2 separate regions of the Homo sapiens genome follow, and region 2 is linked to region 1. A link is a loop called in an ENCODE intact Hi-C map of the cell type or tissue named here. Cell type or tissue: MCF 10A. All regions are shown on one strand. Links, peaks and the distances in the headings refer to the core of each region. The heading gives the core; the rest is flanking DNA.

The links. Hi-C counts contacts between places; a loop is a spot of excess contacts. Peaks named below come from ENCODE experiments on the same cell type or tissue, not always from the same donor. Only the 100,000 strongest peaks of a DNase experiment are listed, where the experiment ranks them.
Region 2: a loop joins it to region 1, with 9 times the contacts of the local background. A loop is called at or near these places in 5 of 110 quality-filtered maps.

What each region holds. Positions count from the first base shown.
Region 1 is chr1:5,500,810-5,503,721 of GRCh38, reverse strand. No RefSeq gene overlaps it. Among named protein-coding and RNA genes, the nearest start is that of MIR4689, 360 kb to the left of the region's middle. RefSeq lists enhancers at 1,311-1,811, 1,812-2,312. In MCF 10A, for the core only: no CTCF peak of the experiment used is centred there; no DNase peak of the experiment used is centred there.
Region 2 is chr1:4,667,646-4,670,557 of GRCh38, reverse strand. All of the region lies in intron 1 of AJAP1 (adherens junctions associated protein 1), which reads right to left. Among named protein-coding and RNA genes, the nearest start is that of AJAP1, 14 kb to the right of the region's middle. In MCF 10A, for the core only: no CTCF peak of the experiment used is centred there; DNase peaks (open chromatin) are centred at 1,357 and 1,617.

The DNA of each region.
Region 1 (2,912 bases), core at 202-2,701:
AGAATCTGGTAGAGGAGGTCGTGGGGTGTGGGCTCTGGGTGGGTTGGTATTAAAGGTGGGCTCCCAGCACAGTCCTTTACTATCTGTAGGAATTGGCCAGCCCTGGGAAGGGCCGTCCCTCCAGGATCAGCAAGGCACTAGAAGTCAAAGTGTCAGAACACAGAAAATTAAACTTCACGGTTAGTACAATTTTTTCTAATCTACCAGAGTGAGTGCAGAGCAAGAGGAAGCCATGAGTGTGCTGGGGTTTGAACCCTCTTGCAGCTGCTGTTATCAGGAGGAACAGGGGGAAGACACTGTCTTGAAATTAGAGTTTGTTGGCTGGTCGTGTAGGAGCCTCCGGGCCCCTCTTTGAACCTGCATGCTAATTCGGCGAGGAAGGCGATGAGTCTCAATTTGTAGACAAGGAAGGTCAGGAAGGAACTGCCCAAGGCCCCCAGCTCAGAGCAACTCAGGAAGACCCTGAGACACCATCTTCCCAGGGGAGCTGACCTCAGTGCTTCTGCCCTGGTCCACCCGGGCAGGATGCTGCGTGGTAGAATGCTTTTCTCAGGTACAAACCTCTGCCCTGGGATGAACTGCAGCTCTGACCACAGCGCTGTCTTGGCTGAAAAAGCCCTTGGTCCTTTGTCTCTCCTGATGTCACTTTGCCATTTGTCCTTTTATTTATTCTGTACATGTCCACTGTGCTGGCTCAGGCCAGACATCCTGCCTGCAGCCACCTGCACAGCCCTGGGCTGGAGAGATGCCTGTGAAGGCCTCTGCCTAGTTATGGCCAGTGTGGAGGTGGTTGCAGAGCAGGAGGTCCCAGCAAGCATTCAAGGGATTGCACCCCAGAGCTCCCGCCCCCGCCCCAGAGTGCAGATCACCCCCAGTGTCACTGACAGGTGGGAACAGATCTTAGTTCTGCACCAAAGTTAGAAGTCGTTCTGCTTTTTGTGCTTTCTTTTTTCTAGGCTTCTTTTGGGCACTGCTCAAATTCTCTGCCTCTGATTCACGACAGGGCAGCCATCTGTGCCAACAAGAAATCTGCGTCTTCGGGTGAAGGAGTTTTAGGAATAAATCCAAACAAAACTTTAAAAAAGTCACACTTAATCACACTTTCTCTTTGTATCTGGAGCCCAGCCCAAACACTGATTTGTAGCCCTTTAGTGCAACTCGGAATTTGCCGGATTATCCTTTGTATTTATGTAGCTCATAAGTCTCCCTTGACTGGTGGATGTCTCCATAAATACTCGGCGGCAGGAACGCTGCGAGTGTGGGCTTGCTTGCAATGGTGACTTTCATATTTCAAACACGGCTAAATTGAAGGAGATGGATTTGGGTCTGAGACGCCTCAGCGCATTCTGTAGTCTTACTTAGGCTCCTAGTTGCATACAACACGTTTGCTCTTTTCTTTCCCTTTTGGGACACACTGTGATCTTTCTGGATCTCCCATTGGCTGTGGGCTTCCTATGTCTCCAACAGGGATCTGCAGAGTATCTCCATTCATCCCCACTGGAACTCTCCGTAATCGGGATAGTCACTTCCATTTCAGAGGTGAGGACAGCAAGGTTTAGCAACAGTCAAGTGTCCAAGGTCACCCTGCTTGAGAGAATCAGGGATTTGAACCGTAGTTATTGTGACTCCGAGGCCCATGTTCTAAACCTCCATGCCACATATTTCATGCCTGAAACAAGAAAATGTCCAGGATGAGGCCAGGCCCAGGGTTGGATGCCTCCTGGCACTTTCTAGGGCCAACCCCGCATGCATGAGCTGGATTCCGATTTGGGATGTGGTGCAGGCCGTCGTGATGGGGCCGAGAGACGCACCACGGTGTCCCTGTCTGTGTCGGAGCAATTGCTTCCATGTACAGCCTGCTCAGGAAGGCAGGGCTGGCTTCCAGGAAGGAGAGGGTTCATGTGGCTGGGTAAATAGGTCCCGGCTTGTTTAAAGGACTGAGAATGAGGATGTCAGCCTCGGAGACAGAGACAGTAAGGCAGCACCTGCCGAATGACGTGAAGGGTGGGGGAAGTGGTGGGGTCGGAGGAAGACAGATGGCACCGTGAATAATGAAAAACCTGGATATTAACAGGGGAGAAGGGAAATACAAGGCTGACAGAAATGTCATTAAAAATAGATTGAGGCCATGGGAGGAGGGACAAGGCACAGAGAAATTCTTCAGAAAAGATGTTGCTTAAGAAAGGGGGGAAATGAAGCCTCAAACACCCATTTTCCCGGCTTGCCAAGTCAGCCTCTTATTGTAAATCCCAGTTAACTCCTCTGAAACAAGAGCAGGCTTGGAATGGAGGCTTGACTTCTGCCAGAGGCTGGGCGGCGGCTGGGACCGCTGGACATCAGGGGTGCTGGGACCTCGGCGCTGTAATGGACGGGTGGCTTACACTGTGCTCCAGGGCCAATTTTTGGAAAATTTTGACATTATACATAGTATCATTTCCAAAGGTAACTTCCGGAATACTCAGTTAATTAGGATAACCCTGGCCCAGTTATTTTTGGGGAAAACATGCTATTCTGGAGGAAGCATCTGCAAGATTTGTTTTTTTAAAAAAAACGGTTTCAGCAGAATAAAATTAGGCAAAATATTTTCTGCTCTGGAGAAATAGCTACAGGGATCCAAATGTGACCAAGAGCCTAACCACAGCTTCTCTTTCCATATGTTATGTTCATATCTATGTCTATTATACGTATACTTGCATACATAAATATACTTGCATGCATGGATAAATGCATAGACAGATGATAGACGAGTGCATAGATGCTTGGATAGATGCATAGCTAAATAGATAATGGATAAACAGATGGGTATATAGAGGAAGGCAGGTGCACAGACACCTAGATGCCTAGATAGACAGATAGATGTGTAAGTAGCTACACACATGCACGCACACACATGCACGTGTGCACACATGCAC
Region 2 (2,912 bases), core at 182-2,681, 830 kb after region 1:
GGCTCACAAACCAGGTCACTGCCAGGGAAGCTCCCAGTTCACCGTACATGGGTGGGTCACAAGTTCCTTGTTACTGTGGGTCAGGGCTGATGTCATACTAAAAGGATCAATGTCGACTTGGGTATTTTTCAGTAGATCACATGGCTCAGCTCTGAGGTCCAGGAAAAGGGGAAAGGAAAAGGCACCAAGAATAAGATTCATCCCGGGGCAATTGCTTTAATCCACTCCCAAAATGGTTCATAATTCCTCTTTAGTGCAGAGCTGATAAAAAGTGCTGCTTCTCACTGAGCCTCCTCCCTGGGGATGTGTAAGGAGTAAAGACAGACCGGCTGCCACAGGCCCAGCGCTGTGAACAAGGTGCACAGGCATAGAGAGGCCTGTCTGCAATCTAGGATGAGATGGGGAAGGAGCCTGCATTGGCTCTGTTGCTGGGCAGCCACCTGTAAATGGTAGGGGGTCACCATCCTTCCAGCCCTGTGCAGGGCTGAGTGACATCCCCGTTTTTCAGATGAGAAAACTGAGGCTCAGAAAAACCATGGGAACTTCCAAAGATCACACAAATGCTGTAGCAGTGCCGTAACTAGGCAATTGTGGATAAAGCCCGTGTCCAAGAAGTGTTGATGCCTAGGTATGTCCCTCAAAGGATCAAAAACAGGGACCGAAACAGACACCTGTACATGTATGTTCACAGCAGCAATGTTCACAGCAGCCAAAAGGTGGAAACAACCCAAATGTCCATCAGTGGATGGACAGGCAAACAGCACGTAGCCTATCTGCAGTGTGGCACAGAATTCATCATAAAAAGGAGTGAAGTACTGATGCACGCTACAATGTGGGTGAACTAAAAAACATTATGCTAAGTGAAAGAAGCCAGACACAAAAGGTTACATATTGTATGATGTGGTTTGGCTGTGTCCCCATCCAAATCTCACCTTGAATTGTAATAATCCCCACAATCAAGGGCGGGACCAGGTGGAGGTCATTGGATCATGGGAGCGGTTTCCCTCATGCTGTTCTCGTGATAGTGAGTGAGTGCTCATGAGATCTGATGGTTTTATAAGCGCCTGGAATTTCCCCTGCTTGCACTCACTTCATCCTGCCGCCCTGTGAAGGTGCCTGCTTCTCCTTTGCCTTCTGCCATGATTGTAAGTTTGCTGAGGCCTCCCCAGCCATGCGGAACTGTGAGTCAATTAAACCTCTTCCTTTATAAATTACCCAGTCTCGGGCATTTCTTCATAGCAGTATAAGAATGTATTAATTGTATGATCTCATTTATATAAAATGTCCAAAACAGGCCATACTGAAGACACAGGAAGTAGGTAAGTGGTTTCCAGGGGGACGGGGAATGACTGCTAAAAGACATGGAGTTTCCTTTTAGGGTGATGAAAAGGTCTTGGAACTAAAGAATGGTGATGGTTGCACAACATTGTGAACACACGAAATGTCACTGAAGTTTACACTTTAAAATAGCTCATTTTATGTTATGTGAATTTCACTTCAATTTTAAAAGCAAGCTAAAAAAATGTTGGCTGAGTCTGACTCCTTCCTGTTGTCTGAATCTAGGTCCCTCTCATTGACTGACTCTGACTATCTCCTGTAAAATTCAAATTGCCCTGTGGCAACTGACATAAATTCTACCTACTTGTGACTCACTGGGAACACCAGAATTCCTACGTAAGGAATTGTCATGGACTTCAGTCTCTCACTGAAAATGAGGGAAAATAAAAGGCAGGCAGAGCCCGGCAAGAAAGCCTGGACAGTGAAGGCTCCACCCCGTGGGCATTAACCCTGGATGTGCCCCGTCTCCCAGGCAGGGGACCCCGGCTCCAGGATATGCACAACCTGCGGAAACAGAGATGGATGAGCCCCACACTCCCCAGGAATCCCCGTCCCAGGACTGAGCCACCAGAGCCTGAGTTACGGGCACACTCCTCTTGGAGTCCTCAGGCACCACTCTGCTGCCTTTGTATGACCTTAGGAAAGTTGCTTACTCCTGCTCTGCCTCAGTTTACCCATCTGTGAAATAAGGCTAATAATATTTCCTGACCTTGAAGGTCTGCTGAGAGATTTTGTTAATTACATTTTTAAACAGCTTTTCAGTTGATGAAGGAAAAAGTGCAGACATGTATTACTTGGGCATTTTAAAGTCAACTGATGCCTCACACCTACAACCTCACAACACACAGACACCCACAGACACACACACACACACACGCACACGCACACACACACACAGCACTGCTCTCTAAGCTACTTTAAGAAGAGGGCTTTTAGCTTCAAATACACAGGATTGGCCCCACACAAGGAGGAAGAAAGTTGCCACCCTAATGGCATTTTTTTTTTTGAGATAGAGTTTCACTCTGTCACCCAGGCTGCAGTGCAGTGGTGCGATCTCAGCTCACTGCAACCTCTGCCTCGCAGGTTCAAGCAATTCTCCTGTCTCAGCCTCTGACTAGCTGGGACTACAAGCATATACCACCACGCCTGGCTAATTTTTGTATTTTTAGTAGAGATGGGGTTTCATCATGTTGGCCAGGCTGGTCTTGAACTCCTGACCTCAAGTTTTCCTCCCGCCTCTACCTCCCAAAGTGCTGAGATTACAGGCATGAGCAAACACTCCTGGCCTTACCCTAACGGCATTCTTTAGGGAGGAATCCAACTTCCCCAAACGTCTTCCCCTTCCCACTTGAAACCTCCATGTTCACTCAGTGCTGTGGGCTCATTGCCTTGTGTCTCAGGGGCTCTTCCCAAAATTCAGACCCACAGCTTGGGTGGGACGATGACTTCACCCCAAGCAGCAACTGACTGGGGGTCCGGTTCTCTAAGGAAGGGGTCCCCAACCCTGGGCCATGAACCAGTACCAGCATCTGTTAGGAACTGTCCTCACAGCAGGAGGTGAGCAGTGGGTGAGC